2 separate regions of the Homo sapiens genome follow, and region 1 is linked to region 2. Evidence: read pairs that join two places in POLR2A ChIA-PET (ENCODE). Cell type or tissue: GM12878. All regions are shown on one strand. Region 1 overlaps PPP1R16B (protein phosphatase 1 regulatory subunit 16B). Region 2 overlaps DHX35 (DEAH-box helicase 35).

Evidence for each region. Peaks named below come from ENCODE experiments on the same cell type or tissue, not always from the same donor. Only the 100,000 strongest peaks of a DNase experiment are listed, where the experiment ranks them.
Region 1: POLR2A ChIA-PET joins it to region 2 with 11 read pairs; 2 of 35 experiments call an interaction of 5 or more read pairs at or near these places.

The regions. Positions count from the first base shown.
Region 1 is chr20:38,839,155-38,847,154 of GRCh38, forward strand. The region is part of intron 2 of PPP1R16B (protein phosphatase 1 regulatory subunit 16B); the gene reads left to right. Among named protein-coding and RNA genes, the nearest start is that of PPP1R16B, 37 kb to the left of the region's middle. RefSeq lists an enhancer at 3,609-3,718. In GM12878, no CTCF peak of the experiment used is centred here; a DNase peak (open chromatin) is centred at 3,547; H3K4me3 peaks cover 1,690 bases; H3K27ac peaks cover 5,178 bases.
Region 2 is chr20:38,983,539-38,991,538 of GRCh38, forward strand. DHX35 (DEAH-box helicase 35) reads left to right here. Exons shown (of 22, transcript NM_021931.4): 4 at 161-238; 5 at 5,275-5,379; 6 at 7,916-7,977. Among named protein-coding and RNA genes, the nearest start is that of DHX35, 25 kb to the left of the region's middle. RefSeq lists an enhancer at 4,474-4,593. In GM12878, no CTCF peak of the experiment used is centred here; DNase peaks (open chromatin) are centred at 2,453, 3,292 and 4,443; H3K4me3 peaks cover 1,380 bases; H3K27ac peaks cover 3,334 bases.

The sequences.
Region 1 (8,000 bases), 140 kb before region 2:
TGACCTCAAAGTGATCCGCCCACCTTGGCCTCCAAAAGTGCTGGGATTACAGGTGTGAGCCACCGCGTTCAGTTTTTTAATCTGTAAAATCAGGTTTTGAAAGCTTGCCCTCAAGAGGGTATGGCAAGACTTAGACAAGGTCCTGGATGTGACAGTTCTTTGAAAGGTTACCCTGAGACCTGTACCAGCACGGTGATAACGCACTTTATTTTGTTTTGTTTTTTACAGACTTTAATGTTTTTCAGAACCTAAATATGCACAGATACATTCTTCTTGTAAAAATCAATCAACGTAGAAGTGTACAAAGTAAAAAGTCCTTTCTGTCCCTCCCTTCCTCCCTCTCTCCTTCCTCCCCTCCTTTGCTTCTTTTTGTCCATCCATCACTACTGTTGTTAGTTTGATGTTTCTTTTCCAGGTATTTTTTTCATTTGCATATGCACTTGTGGACTTAAGAGAAATATAGAGCCAGGTTTCTTTTTTAAAAAGTTTTTACATAAGTGATGGTATCCTGGATACATTATTCTGCAATTTTCTTTTTTTTTTTCCCATCCAACGGTATATCTTGGAGACGTTTTCATGCCAGAACATGTACAGTACAGATCTGTGCCATTATTTTTATCTGCTGTGTAGTATTCCATAGTATGGATTACCAGAATTTTCTAACTAGCTCCTTATTGATGCAGATTTTTCCAGTAGCTTCGCTTTTGCCACAGTGAATGTTTTATTTCCATGTGCAAATGTTTATCGAGGACAGATGTGATGAAATGAAAGAGATGGATCTGAAGGTATTAAATTTGAATGAGAAAAGTGCTAGACCCCATGGGCTGGTCCCCCTGTCTCTATGGGGCAGCCAAGTGAGGGGAAGGGGCCAGAATACTGTGCTCTGTGGCAGGCTCGTGGGTTGGTTTTAGGGTCCACAGTTGCCTGGGTTTGGATGAGGGGTGTGAGGCTGCCATCAGTCAGCCCTTGACCTCACTGGGCTATGCTCAGCTTCCTGGCAGCACTACAGAGCCTGCTGCTTTCAGCAGGCTGGGAACGGCTGCTTCTTGCTGGTGGAGCTGGTGTTTGGGAGGCTGCCGGGGTGTTAGCTCACAGTGGCGTGGGAGCGTGGGGTGGCAGCTCCCCCACTCCCCTGAGCTCACAGCAGCCTCTGAGTCAACCTCCCCCACCTGCCTGGGGAATGTGAGTTGTTTCCAGAGAAAGGCAGGCTAGGAACTCACTGAGTTTCATCCTCTGGTCCCATATTGCCTTTAGACTAGTGTCCTTGCCCTTGGACCTGCCTGAGCCCCATGCTCACTGCTCTCACTGCCATCACCCTCTGCCCCAGGCGACGCCAGCTCCACCAAGATCCTCCCATATTCCCTGCGTTATCTTACCTCCACACCTTTGTATATGCAATTCCCTCTGTCTGGGACACTCTTCCTGTGACTAACTCCTGTAACCCTCAGCTTTGAGTCCAGCGTGATCTCTGGGGAGCCATCTGTGAGCCTTTTCCCGGCCCTGGTTAAAGTAGCAACTCAATACGTAGCTGATGTTTACTGAGAGACAGTGTAGTGTCATGGCTAGGAGCACAGACCCTGCAGTTTGTCCTCCAGGATTCAAATCCTAGCTCTACCGTTTACTAGCTGTGCATCCTTGGGAAAGTTACTTTACTTCTCAGTGCCTCCATCTCCCCATCGGTAAAAATGAGGATGATGATGTACCCGCTTCATAACGTTGTTGGGGGGTTAAATTAAGTTGATAAATGTTGAAGTGGTATGGTCAGAGCTACGTAAGTGGTATAAATTGTTGTTATTCTACACTATTCTACATTTACGTAATCTATTATTACAGCATATTCTGATTGTCATCATTGTTATTATTTATCAGGTGCTTTGTACCAGGCAGCTTGCCTTACATATGTTATCTCGGTTAATCTTCACAGCAACTCTCTGAGGTTAGAGAGTCAAACCCCATTTTTAAAAAATAGCTTGGGGTTCAGTTTACATATTATAAAATTTGCCCACTTTAAGTGTACTATTCAATGATTTTCAGTAAATTTACAGAATTGTGCATCCATCAGCCACAATCCAGTTGTAAAACATTGCCATCGCTGAGTGGTGTGGCTAACACTTGTTATCCCAGCACTTTGGGAGGCCAAGGTAGAGGATCGCTTAAGCCCAGGAGTTCTAGACCAGCCTGGAGAGCCTGTCTGTACTGAAAAAAAAAAAAAAAAAAAAAAAAAAAAGCCAGCCGTGGTGGCACTTGCCTGTGGTCCCAGCTACTTGGAAGGCTTAGGCAGGAGGATCGCTTGAATCCGGGAGGTTAAATCTGCAGTGAGCCATGATTGAACCACTGCACTCTAGCCTGGGTGACAGAGCAAGACCCCATCTCAAAAACAAACAGAAAGCCTTTTCATCATCCCAAAAAGAAGCCTCATGCCCATTTGCAGTGACTCCTGGTTCCCAGACCCAGGCAACTATAATCTACTTTCTGTCTGTATAGATTTGCCTTTTCTGGACATATTATTTACATGGAATCATACAGTATATGATCTTTGTGATTGGCTTCTTTCATTCAGAATACTGCTTTCAAGGTTCATCCTTGGTGTGACATCATATATCAGGGCTTCATTCCTTTTCATTGCCCTGTAGTATTCCATTGTATAGATATTCCGCATTTTGTTTATCCATTCACCAGTAGGTGAACGTTTGGATTATTTCTATTTTGGGGTAGGATGAAGAATGCTGGAAGGCAAATTTGGGTACAAGTCTTTGTGTGGATATATGTTTTCATTTCTCTTGGGTCATTACCTAGGAATAGAATTGTTGGGTCATATGGTAAATTATGTTTAACTTTTTAAGAAACTGCTGTACTGTCTTGGAAAATGGCTTCACTGTGTGAATTCTCATCCCCCATTTTACAGATGAGAAATTTGAAGCTCAGAGAGACTAAGTCACCTGCCAAGGTCTCACAGGTTTTAAGTGTCAGACTCAATCCCAGGATTCAAACCCAGATCAGTTTCTCCGAAGCCCATGTATTTAACCACCAGGCAGTCCTGTACTTCCTGCTTTTGTTTTCACTAGAAAACTAGAGAACCCTCAGTTGCTGTACTGATCTGTGTTTGTTTTGGCCTTAGGCATCCTGGTGTTTCTGCTGGCATCTTGGGCCCTTTGATTTGGGGCCCCCAAGATAAACTCTTTAGCCCCAGATATAACTTCTTTCTAGGGCCACAATAGCCCAGCCTCCCTTGAAACCATTGAATGTATGTTAAGTTGTTAGAGACTTCTGTTTTTCTCTCAGAATGTGTAGGGTTTTCTTTATGGAAATTCTCATTCAAAAAATGTTTGAGTGATTCTTCTGTACTCTAAATTTAACTCTTATTAAATTTAATGATTTTTCTCACTGTAAAAGTTTTCAAACTCTTTTTTAAGCAGTGGAAACTTTTCTTTAAATGAGATATTATGCAGAAACCCAATATGTAAAACAAAGGAAGGAGCTGTTCTGACTGGGGTCAGGTGGGTGGGGTGCTCAGTCATCCCTGCCACCTGCAACCCCCTCCCCCACCCCCAGGCACAGTGCTGGACACCTGGGCCTTGCCACCACCATCTTAAACCAGCAGCTCATCTACAGGAACTAGCTCAGACTTTCACTTTTGGTCCTTTTAAAAAGGGAAGTTTCTTTTCTTCTAATTATTAAAAAAAAAAAAACCCTGTTATTGTTACAGAAACTTTTAGAAGTACAGAAAAAAAGAAGCATTAAGAAGAAGATAAAATCACCCATATTCCCCCTGAACAGCAACAACCATTGATAATATTTTGGTATTGTTGTGTCAGGCAGCGTCCTGGGAGGAAACAAATGGTGATTTTATATGGGGTGATTTGTGGAAAGTTTGATAAAGGGGCAGTTTGTAAAGGGTTTAGGGAAGTGGTCCTCAAACTTTTTGGTCTCAGAGGCCCTTTATATTCTTAAAACCTGAGAACTCCTAAAAGCTTTGGTTTAGCTGGGTTCTATCTACCCATATTTACTGTATTCGAAATTTAAACGGAGGCATTAAATATTTATTCATTCATTAAGTCAGAATGATAAACACATTATCTGTTGGCTATCTGCTTCTGCGTAGCAGATGAACTCAAAATTTAGCAGCTTAAAACAATAAACATATACTGCCTCACACAATTTCTGTGGCTCAGGGATCCAGAGCAGCTCAGCTGGGTGGTTCTCGTTCAGGATATCTCATAAGGTTGCAGTCACTTCAGGATTTACCTGGGGCTGGAGAATCCACTTCCAAGATGGCTCACTGGCATGGCTCTTGGCAGGAGGCCTCAGTTCCCTGCCATGTGGCCCTCTCTATAGGACAGCTCGAGTGTTCTCTCAGCATGGCAGGTGGCTTTTTTCAGAGTGAGTGATCCAAGAGATAGAGGAATCCGCAATGCCTTTATGACCTTGTGTTGGAAATCATGTACCATCACTTCTACCATCTTCTATTCATGAGAAATGACTCACTAGGTCCAGCCCACACTCAAGGGGTGGGGAATTAAGCTTCATCTTTTGAAGAGAGAATTTGTGGACATGTTTTAAAACCACCACATGTTAACATAAATATTTTTATGAAAAATTATATTTTTCAAAACAAAAAAAAAAGCAATGAGGAGAGTAGCCTTGTTTTATATTTTTGCAAATCTTTTTAAGATCTGGCTTAATGGAAGACAGTTGGAGTATCTTATCTGCTTCTGCCTTCAATCTGTTGTGATATGTTATTTTGGTTGAAGTAAATAAAGAAAATCTTATGTAGTTGGAAAAGGGAGGAAATATTTTAATTGCTTTTTCAGATATTGTGGATATTCTTTGATACTACATCTAAACTCAACAAGTAGTAGTTTCTTAAAGGTTAGTTGCAGTGCTGAATCTGAAGCCATATCAATTTACATCAAAATCCATTGGTCTGTCTGGCATTTTGAATGGTTCTTTTACCCATGTGTACTTTTTTTTAATGTAATATATTGGATCTGTTAGAAAATATTGGTTCACTGAGTTACACAGATCTTCCAAATGTTGACACATTGCTTTATACAATATAAGAAAATGTATAGTTTCAATAACAATCTTGCCATACAATTATTCAGGTACTGGGAAACTGTAAGTTCGTGGTAGCTATAAAAGTTTTCTAAAATTTGGATTTTTGCTTAAAAGTTCAAATTCTATCATTGGTAACAAATGCTGTCAGTTGTGAGAAGATCCATTTGCCCTTTTTAGGAAAAAAAACACTGCCTGTTAAATACTCAAGTCTGAATAACCATTGTTTGCTAGACATCCTTTAAGTAAAACTAGTGCTCCATGAGAGAAGAGACTAGCTTAGCACACAGCTTAAAAAATGGCTCAAGTAATGCAGTTGGAGACAATGATTATTCTTTTTTTGAACTTCCCATTTTGTCACATGGAATATTAAAAGGACATGTACTCAAGGATTAAGGTTTCATAAAATTAATACATTTTATTGCTTTATCAAGGACATTTTTAAGGGAAACTGGTATTGATTTTTTTCTTTTGATTGCACATACAAAACAATGAAGATGGTGATTGCTAGTACAGCTTGGTGCCACTAAGTTAATTCTGTTAAAACAACAGTAGTTTTACCCACCATTGCTTTTACACCATCAGTGCAAATGTCAACACAGTGGAAAATGCAAGTAATTTCTTAGTGTTACTGTGAAAATTATTTTGATGTTTTAATACCCTGAAAGAGTCTAGAGACCACTTTGAGAACCACTGGTTTATGGGGGTCAACAAGGAATGGGACAATACCCTGGGATAGCAAAAGTTGGGAGATCTTACCCACCCCACCCCACCCCCTGGGCCTGAAGGAGACAAGGAAATGAACCTACTGGAACCTAAGGAAGGCACCGTATGGAGAGGGCTACCTAAAGGAGCAGTGGCTGCCACTCCATGCCCCTGCCATTCTGGTGCTTTCGGTGACAAACCTAACCAGAAAGCAGAATGCAAGGAAGCCTTTGATGTAGTGCAAGTCAACTGGCTTCCTCAGGCACGGAGAGGGGAAGATCTAGAGGGACAGATGGGGCAGAGAGTGAGCCCAGCTGTCTTCAGCCCTTCGGATCTACACACAAACAAGGAGTGAGTTTGTGTACATTTAAAAAACAACTTTTAGGGCCAAATGTGGTGGCTCATGCCTGTAATCCTAGAGCATTGGGAGGCTGAGGTGGGAGGATGGCTTGAGCTCAGGAGTTCAAGACTGCAATGAGCTGTGATGGTGCCACTATACTCCAGCCTAAGTGACAGAGGAAGACTCTGTCCCTAAAAAATAAATAAACAAATAAATAAAAATGTAAAAGTAAAAACAACTTTAACCCTAACATTCACTTGTGAATTCAGCAAAATTAGTCATCTGCTAGAGCTGTGGTATCAGGGAGAGCCTGTCTGAGGAGGTGATTTGGGCTCAGACCTGAATGTGGAGGAGTCTGGAGGAAATGTACAAAGGATGTGTGATGGGAACAGGGTTGGCGTGTTTGAAGACAGGAGAAAGATGGGAGGTGGAAGAGTAGGGGGAGGAGGTGGTTGAGGGAGAGCATACTGACCGTAGAAGACTAGAGTAGGAACTGTACATTTGATTTCGATGAAAAGCCACTGGTGGTTTTGAAAGGGGAATCATGTGATGAGATACAGATTTTGAATTCGGGATGGATTTTCCTGGTTGCTGAGTGCAGAATTGACTGTAGCAATCTATTTTCGCAGGGCTGTGAGGGGAGCAGGGAGGCTCATGAGAAGCCCTCACAGTAGCGTAGGTGAGAGCCTATGGTGGTCACTGGGCGATGCAGAAATCAGGAGGTGGAGCCCACAGGGCTTCTGTGTCAAGTGACAGAGGAGGGACTCAGTGATGGCTTTTGGGTTTTTGGCTTGAACATCTAGGTGGATGACAGTGCCACATTTTGAGACTGGGAAGATCGGAGTAGGAGGGAGGAGGGGATTTGGAGAGAATTGAGTTCTATAGGACTGTCCAAGTTGACATGTCCTTTTAACATCCACATGGAGATCTTGAAGAGGCAGATGAATATGTGAGTCTGGAGCTCAGGGGAGATATCAGGGATGGTTATAATACTTGGGAAGTCATCAGCATGATACAAGTGCAGTATTTTCAAAAATGCAGGACTGTAGGAGGTCATCTAGGAAGCAAGGGTAGTTGGAGCAGAGAAGGGATCGCAGAGAAGGGATCACTAGAGAAAGCTCTGGGACACCTCAATAGCTGCATGTTGACCCAAGAAGAAGAGAACAAAGGAGACCAGAATCATCTACTCAGAAGGTAGAAAGAAAACCAGGAATAGTGTGGCATCTCAGAAGCCTGGAAGAAAGGACTGTCAGCTCAGTCAAATGCTGTTGAGGGGTTGAATATTTTGTCTTATCTTTATATACTCTTTGGAAAAAGAGATTTCTAATGATGACCTCATATATCCTATCATGGATGTTCCATAATTTATGCAGCTACTCCCTTATTATTGCATTTTGAGGCCATTCCCAATTTTTGCTACTATAAATTATGCCGTGGTGAATATCAATGTATAAAAGTATTTGGTTGGCCGGGCGCTGTGGCTCATGCCTGTAAATCCTAGCACTTTGAGAGGCCAAGGCGGGAAGATCACTTGAGCCCAGGAGTCCAAGACCAGCCTAGGCAACATAGTGAGACCCCATATCTACACGAAATTTAAAAAATTATCCAGGTGTGGTGACGTGTACCTGTGGTCTTAGCAACTTGCGGGGTGGAGGTGGGAGGAACTTTTGAGCCCAGGAGGTCAAGGTTGTAAGCTGTGATTGTGCCACTGCACTCCAGCCCAGGTAACAGAGTGAGACCCTGTCTCCAAAAAACTAAATAAATAAAATAAAAATAAAAAGTATTTGGCCATAGCTTTGATTATTTACTAGGTAGATTCCTAGATGTTCATTGGCTTTGAGGTCTCGATATAAACCACTCATTTGACTACCAGAGAGGTTGTATCAGCTGTGTGTATCCA
Region 2 (8,000 bases):
TCAGATCCTCCATCTGTAAAATAATTCCCAAAGTTCTGCTGGGACAAGAACTGTACTTTTTCCTTTCTTAGTGATTTTAACACAATACGGGAGCATCTTGGGGGAGATTGCTCTGCAAAAGTGGTATCATATGTATACTTAGATGTGATTTTGTTTGTAGTACCTTGCAGAAGCCGGCTGGACAGCTGAAGGAAGAGTGGTAGGAGTGACCCAGCCTCGAAGAGTGGCTGCTGTTACAGTGAGTTTCTTTTTGTGTTGGAAAGATTCTATCTGTGTTGTCTACATTTGTGATTTGTTTACATTTCCTAAAGGCTTTAAATGAATAGAAGTTGCTCCTTAAGAGTTTAGGTCTTCAGTTTTTATGTTTTTTTTATTTTTATTTTTTTCCTCAGACAGAGTCTCACTCTGTTGCCCAGGCTGGGGTGCAATGGAGCTATCTCAACTCACTGCAACCTCCGCCTCCTGGGTTCAAGCAATTCTCCTGCCTCAGCCTCCCGAGTAGCTGGGATTACAGGCATGTGCCACTACGCCTGGCTAATTTTTTTATATTTTTAGTAGAGACGGGGTTTCACCATGTTGGCCAGGCTGTTCTCAAACTCCTGATCTTGTGATCTGCCTGCCTCAGCCTCCCAAAATGCTGGGATTACAGGCATGAGCCACTGTGCCTGGCCAGGTCTTCTGTTTTAAAAGAATTATGATTTGAATATTTTTGTTAAATTGATCCTGCACATTATGAACGTTTTAAACAATAAAGTGCTGAGGAAATAAAAAAACAATATATTTTTAAAACCCCAAATTTCACCATCCAACATAAACAATGTGAACATTTGTGAACATCATTCCAAGCTTCTCCTAAAGATGAAGATGAATGGTTGACTGGCTGGATAGAAATAATTTTATAAAAATGAGATCATATTTAATATTTATTTTTTATTGAATTTAACAAAATAGGAAACTTTAGTGAAATAGGAGTAGCGACTGTACTTTGGATAAATGTTCACCGCAAGATAATTTATTAAAGCTTGAAAAGTAAGAAAAAAGAGTACAAAAAAATTCAAGATGTTACCTATATTTCAAATTACGCCTTATAGTTTCCTGTTATGAAAGAAGAGGAAATTAGCACATGTATTCTTCTTTCCACCTTCCCTTTCTCCATTTGTTGTAGATACAGTCCTGTCATTTTCATTTCAAGATTTATAATATACATGTTCTTAATCATAATTCTCACAGGTGTTTAACCTTAATTCTAGCTTGAATGGATTCATTACTCATCATTAGTTATTTTCTATGGTTTTGCTAACCTTGAATTGCTTGTTTTGCTTTTATTTCTTGTATTGGCTGAATTTTATCATTCAGCTTTTTTTTTTTTTTAATATGCTTGAGAATGTTCAGTTGTGGTTTTTGTTGATATAAAATTCTTGATTCACACTGTCCCTGCAAACTGCAGACTTTGCTCACTGCCTTTTGGCGTTGAGGATCACTGTGTAGAAGTCTGAGCCACCATAAGTTTTTTGTTGATAGTATGTTTGAATTCTTTTGTTGTTTTTAAATTAGCTCTGAGAGATTGGGTGTGGTGGCTAATGCCTGTATTCCCAGCACATTGGGAGGCCGAGGCAAGAGGATTGCTTGAGCCTAGGAGTTTGAGAACAGCCTGGGCAACATAGCAAGACCCTGTCTCTACAAAACAATTTTTAAAAAAATTAGCTGGGCATGCTGGCACCTGCCTGTGGTCCCAGCTACTTCGGAGGCTGAGCCAGAAGGATCTCTTGAGCCCAGGAGTTAAGGTTGCGGTGAGTTATGATCGTGTCATTGTACTCCAACCTTTACCCTATCTCCAAAAAAAAAAAAAAAAAAAAAGGCTTAAAGAAAAGGAAGTAGGGCCTTTAGTTTGTGGCCTTTACCTGGACAAACAATTAATTCTATTTCCCCAAGTTATTTTTGTTCTGTACTGAGTTTTAATTATTGTGTCGTTGTTTTGCCCAAAGTTCATTTTCTAATGGTGTTCAATTAAGAAGTTATACAGTTTTAGAAGTTATGTGTGTGTGTGTGTTGTGTTTTTGTATGAAAATGGGGCTAACAGTTTGGAAACCAAGTTGCAAATGCTGCTGGAGTTAATCTTTTTTGTCACTAAAAGATGACTCAGTTACCTAAAATTAGAACAATTTTTCCTGTTTGTGGTTTGGAATCCCAGCTCTTAATCAGTTTGCATCTTAGTTCCAAATTTGTAGCCATGGATAACTTCCATGAAACCACAGCTTTCTCTTGAAAGAGCAAAGAGCATGTAATATATTAATAGAGCTGTCAAGTTTGAAATGCTACATCTCAGAAAGTACTTTATGTGCAGACTAAAATCTGCAAACAATCTCAGAGCCTAAAAACAGATTGCATAAGCTGTTGCTTGATCTCTGTGAGAGGCAATTAGTAGTGAGTATGCTTGTTGAACTCATGTGGTCTGGGTTTGACTTCAAGACCAGGTAGGTCCTCCCTGACCTGTGATTCAGAATAAGCTCTAACACCTGTCTTATTTCAGTTTCCTCATTTGTAAATACAACAGTGTCTCGTCTACCTCATGGGCTGTGTGTCTATTTAATGAGATACAAATTTGTGAAAGCTTAGAGCACAGCACTTGCCAGTAGTAGGTGCTCAGTGATTTTTTTTTTTTTTTTGGTCTTTTACCTCCCTTTCCTTTTGGTCTGTCAAAAAGATAGTATTTGTCCAGTCTAGTTGATGAGGTTATTGGGAGCAGAACTAAAGTGATAGAGATAAAAATCTATTAAAAAGCCAAGAGAATATAACCTTGTGTGATTATAAATAATAAAAATTTAAAAATAGAGTTTGAAAATAAAAATACATACTTTTTATAGCAAATGTATTCAAATAGTGAAGGAGTAAGAATAAACAGGTTTGGCTTTTACCTTATAGACCCATAAAATGATTATATTTTTACAGAGATTTGTTAATTTATGCTCATTTTTTTAAATTTAAAATTTTTGTGGGTACATCGTAGGTGTATATATATTTATGTATGCTCATTCTTATAAGCCTATTTTCTCCATAAGTTCCTAGTATCTCTATGCACACATTCTCTACCTGTACCATATTCTGAGATTTATAATATAACGACATGTAGGGTTGAAATTGGAACAGTAACAATAACAAATCTGTCCTGGTGAAATGCTGGTCATTGGGAAATACAACCACCAGAGGCAGAGCAATGTAGGATAACTTTCTGGTTTCATAAGACGTTTTGAAAGCCTACATGATATAGACCAGCTGCCAGATGATTGATTTGGTTTTGGCCTCCCCATTCTATAATTTCAAGTCACCAGGCAGAGCTGCTTCTGATCCTCATCTGCTCTTCAGTGTCTTAAACACTGATGGGCAGGAAACGCCTGGGTGTGCCTAGCTCAGAAGCTGAGGGCAGGGAGCCTCTGCCCTCCTGAGCCTGGGGCTGCTGGGGTGGAAAGGCTGGAGCAGTAAGCTCTGTCTCAGGACACCACATGTGCCAGCCATGTTCTAAAGTCAGGACTTGGGAACTGCGTGGGTGCTGGGGAGGTTGTCTCACCTGTGAAAGAGGGAGACTGAACTCCTTCCTTCTGTGGGGATTGGTGTGCTGGGCCCTGGGAAATCTCTATTAATATTGCTTCCCTTTGGTTCTTTTCATTTAGGTAGTTTATGTGGTGGTGAATACTAAACTTTCTTTTCTTTCTTTTTTTGTTTTTTGACACAGTCTCTTTGTCACCGAGGCTGGAGTGTAGTGGTGTGACCTCGGCTCATTGCAACCTCCACCTCCCCGGGTTCAAGTGATTCTCCTGCCTCAGCCTCCTGCGAGTAGCTGGGATTACAGGCGCATGCCACCATGCCCAACTAACTTTTTGTATTTTTAGTAGAGATGGGGTTTCACCATGTCGGCCAGGCTGGTCTTGAACTCCTGACCTCAGGTGATTTGCCTCCCAAAGTGCTGGGATTGTAGGTGTGAACCACCGCGTCCGGTCCTATTTTCTTTTAAATTAAACTAAATGATATTCATTATTGCTCTTCCACTTTTATGCTTGTTCATTCTTTTAAATATTTTCTATTAATAAGTTAACTTTTGAATAGCCTTCTTGGGGGAATGCAGAGATCTTGCTGTTGGATTCATTTTTCTCTTTCCTGCATTCATTTTTTATTTGTTATGTTTTGATGGATGAAATTTTGTCTATAGTTTATGGTCTTCATAATGTATTACATATTTTGTCTTTCACTTTATTATGCTACCTTGGATTTTTTATTGATCTTCTCATCCACTCATCTGCCCCCTTTGTTTTAAACCTGAGTTTGTCTGTATTTCCCCTCTCAGTGGCTTTGGCAGCTGGGACACAGTTGTGAACTGTTTCAGGTATCTCATTCTTGAAACTTAGCTTTTTGCCTTCGATGAGAAAATGAAACTGGCCCAGCTTTGAATATGGTAATTCCTGTTCTGCCTTCATGGTCCCGGGGGATGGGTTTTCTTTTCGAGCGTGGAGATGAAAAGTTGTCCCTGGTTAGTGTGCCCTTTGTTTAGGAACAGGGTGAATCTTGTCATTTCTTTTACTTTCCTTTTTGCTTTGGCCACCAAATTTAGAGCTGAATTTGTGGCTCAACTTGAATAATTTTGGCATATCTATGTTTAACATTTTCTCATTGGCTTTGATCTTTTGAAATTTTTTCTGTAATTTTTTGGATCTTGATCCGTAACATTTTTATGTGATTTTGTTTTTCATTGTGTATGTTCTTATAAGTTGCCCCAAGACCATTATAGAATGAAGTGAGATACATAAGTTAATAATTGGCTGGGTGTGGTGGCTCACGCCTGTAATCCCTGTACTTTGAGAGGCTGAGGCGGGCAAATTGCTTGAGGTCAGGAGTTTAAGACCAGCCTGGCCAACATGGCGAAACCCCATCTCCACTAAAAATACAAAAATTAGCTGGGCCTGGTGGCGCTTGCCTGTAATCCCAGCTACTTAGGAGGTTGAGGCAGGAGGATTGCTTGAACTTGGGAGGTGGAGGTTGCAGTGAGCCGAGATTGTGCCACTGCCCTCCAGCCTGGGTGACAGAGTGAGACTCTGTCTCAATAATAATAATAATAAAAATTGCAAAAGTTATTATGCTTGTTCTCTAATAACTTGTCTCTTTTCATTTTTCATTGTGTTCACATACTATTTAAAATATAAATGACCTTTAGATTTTCCATAGTATGTGCGCTGTGCAGTAATTTCTATGTCTCTATTTTCAGCATGATCTTTCTTCCCAAAGGTTGCAGGGAGAGTAGCTGAAGAAAGGGGTGCAGTGCTGGGCCACGAGGTGGGCTACTGCATCCGCTTTGATGACTGCACCGACCAGCTGGCCACGAGAATTAAGGTAAAGTGCTCAAGCTGCTTTTCCTAGTGGAAATAAGGAAGAAGGTTATTTTGGGAGAATTAAAAACATGTAGTCCTTGCTGCTGTACAGGACATTGATACCATGGCAGAAAGTGAAGAAAAGTATCCTGACATTCAGAGACTTTAGTCAGCTAGGAGACAGAGAGCTCTTCCTTTTTTCTTTTTTTTTTTTTTTTTTGAGACAGAGTCTCTCTCTGTCACCCAGGCTGGAGTGCGGTGGCACGATCTCTGCTTGCTGCAAGCTCCGCCTCCTGGGTTCACGCCATTCTCCTTCCTCAGCCTCCCGAGTAGCTGGGACTACAGGCGACCGTCACCACACCCGGCTAAGTTTTTTTTTTTTTTTTTTTTTTGTATTTTTAGTAGAGACGGGGTTTCACTGTGTTAGCCAGGATGGTCTCAATCTCCTGACTCGTGATCCACCTGCCTCAGCCTCCCAAAGTGCTGGGATTACAGGCGTGAGCCACTGTGCCCGGCCGACACAGGGCTCTTTCAAAGAGTCCTGCAATCTTATCCCAGAAAGGAGCTTGGAAGTCAGGTTTAGTCCTTGATTCCAAAGATGAAGAGGTTAAGGGCTTGGAAGGTTGAATGACTTGCCTGATATTATATGCCAATCAGTGATAGGACCAAGACTCAAAGCTGTCTTTTCTTATGTGTATTTTATTGTATTTTCACTGACTCAAATAGCAATCGAAATATAGAAACAAGCCTGTAAAAGGCTTAAAAATAGAGTAGTATAAGTTGATGAAGTGTAGAATTCATGAATGTTGTTTCACTAATTAGTACTTTTCCATTTTCATATGAAAATGGATTTTACATGTGTGTTCTTTGGCCTTGTTGCTAATGTTAAAATAATTAGTATCAATAGTAATCAGTGTATAATCAACTCAACAGGGTGTGTACTACCTACCACCGTGCTAGAATCAAAGTCTAATCAGACAGTGCAATAAAACAGTGAATGAAAATAATCTGATGAAATGAAAATTGATTATTAGAATCTCAGTTACCTCTTAATTTGCAACAGAGGAAAATTGAAAATCAGATGAGCTGAATGACCAATGTAGTGATTTGTAAAAATGTAGACCTTATTTTCCAGATTGCCATATTTTGTTATATTCATTTTGCTAGGTGAAGGGAATATTTTTCTGTACCATCAAATATATTTGAACTAGCTAATTTTCAGTGGTTTGCATAACCATGAAAACCTTTGAGCCGTCCATAAAAACCTTTTGTATTCCATTTGGTCACAATTTCAAGGTGCTCAGTTCTCGACTGGTGATTTGTCATTGGTGGAAGTTCTCACTACGTATGTATGTGGCAGCTAGTACCAGGTCCAAGAAAAATATGATGGCAATGCATCCTGCTCTTAAAACAAAAAAAGTAAAAAACACCTAAGATACAGCATGCAAGGGAGATGGTTTAACCTGAAAACAAATTCAGTACGTTAAGAAGGCTGTTACTGTATGTGTCTGAAGCATTTTATAAAGATTCATTAATCTGAAATAATATTAGCTGACTTTTCTTAAACACTACTCTGTCCTAGGTCCTATGCTAAACGCTTTACATGTACAGTCAGTCCTCTGCATCCTGCGGGTTCTGCATCTGTGGATTCAACCAACCTTGAATTGCTAATATTACAAAATAAAAATAAAAAATAATGTAAATTTAAAAAAATACAGTATAACAACTATTTACATAACATTTACATTGTTTTAGTCATTCTAAATAATCTAGAGATGATTTAAAATATATGGGAGGGTATGCATAGGTTACATGCAAATACTATGCCATCTTATATAATGGACTTGAGCATCTGCAGATTTTGGTGTGGGTTGGGGGGGTTTCTAGAACCAACCCCACAAGGATACCGAGGAACTACTATACTATCTTATTTATTTTTCACATTAACTTGGTGAGGTAAATACTTTGATTACCTCATTTTACAAATGAGCAATCAGGGACAGAGAAGATGAGTAACTTGTCCAAGGTTCACACAGCTTAGTAAGAGGTAGAGCCAGGATCTGAACTCCCAGCAGTCTGACACCATAGCCCATGTGCTTAACCATGATCCTATCTAGAGTCTGTAAAATAATATTAATTGAAGTTTAAGTTAATAACCTCAAGAACTGCAATCTATAGTCTTTGGGACATTTGAAGAGCAATTATCTTACACTTAGGGTGTTTCTTTGGGCAGATACCAGTTAGTCTTCACTGCCTCTTTATCGATAGTACTGGTGGTGCAAGCCCAGAGGAAATGGGGCATAGCTGATGTTCCCATAATAAAGGCAAGTGAAATTCTGCTCAAAGATTTGCAACTCCAGCTGAGGACCCTGTGTTTAAAGCCTTTTGTGAACAATTACATTGCTTGATAACGAAAATATGGGGGCATTTTCTCACAGTCCTTTGTGGGAATTTACTTGTACACATGCTGGCAAAGAGGTTGCACTTGAACTTAAAAAATACCATTAATATGTAGTGTAAGTGAATTATTTCTAAAGCTTTGTGTTTTTATTTTTTAGTTTCTTACTGATGGAATGCTGGTCAGGGAAATGATGGTTGATCCGTTGTTAACAAAATATAGGTAAATGTGTTTTTCTTATGATA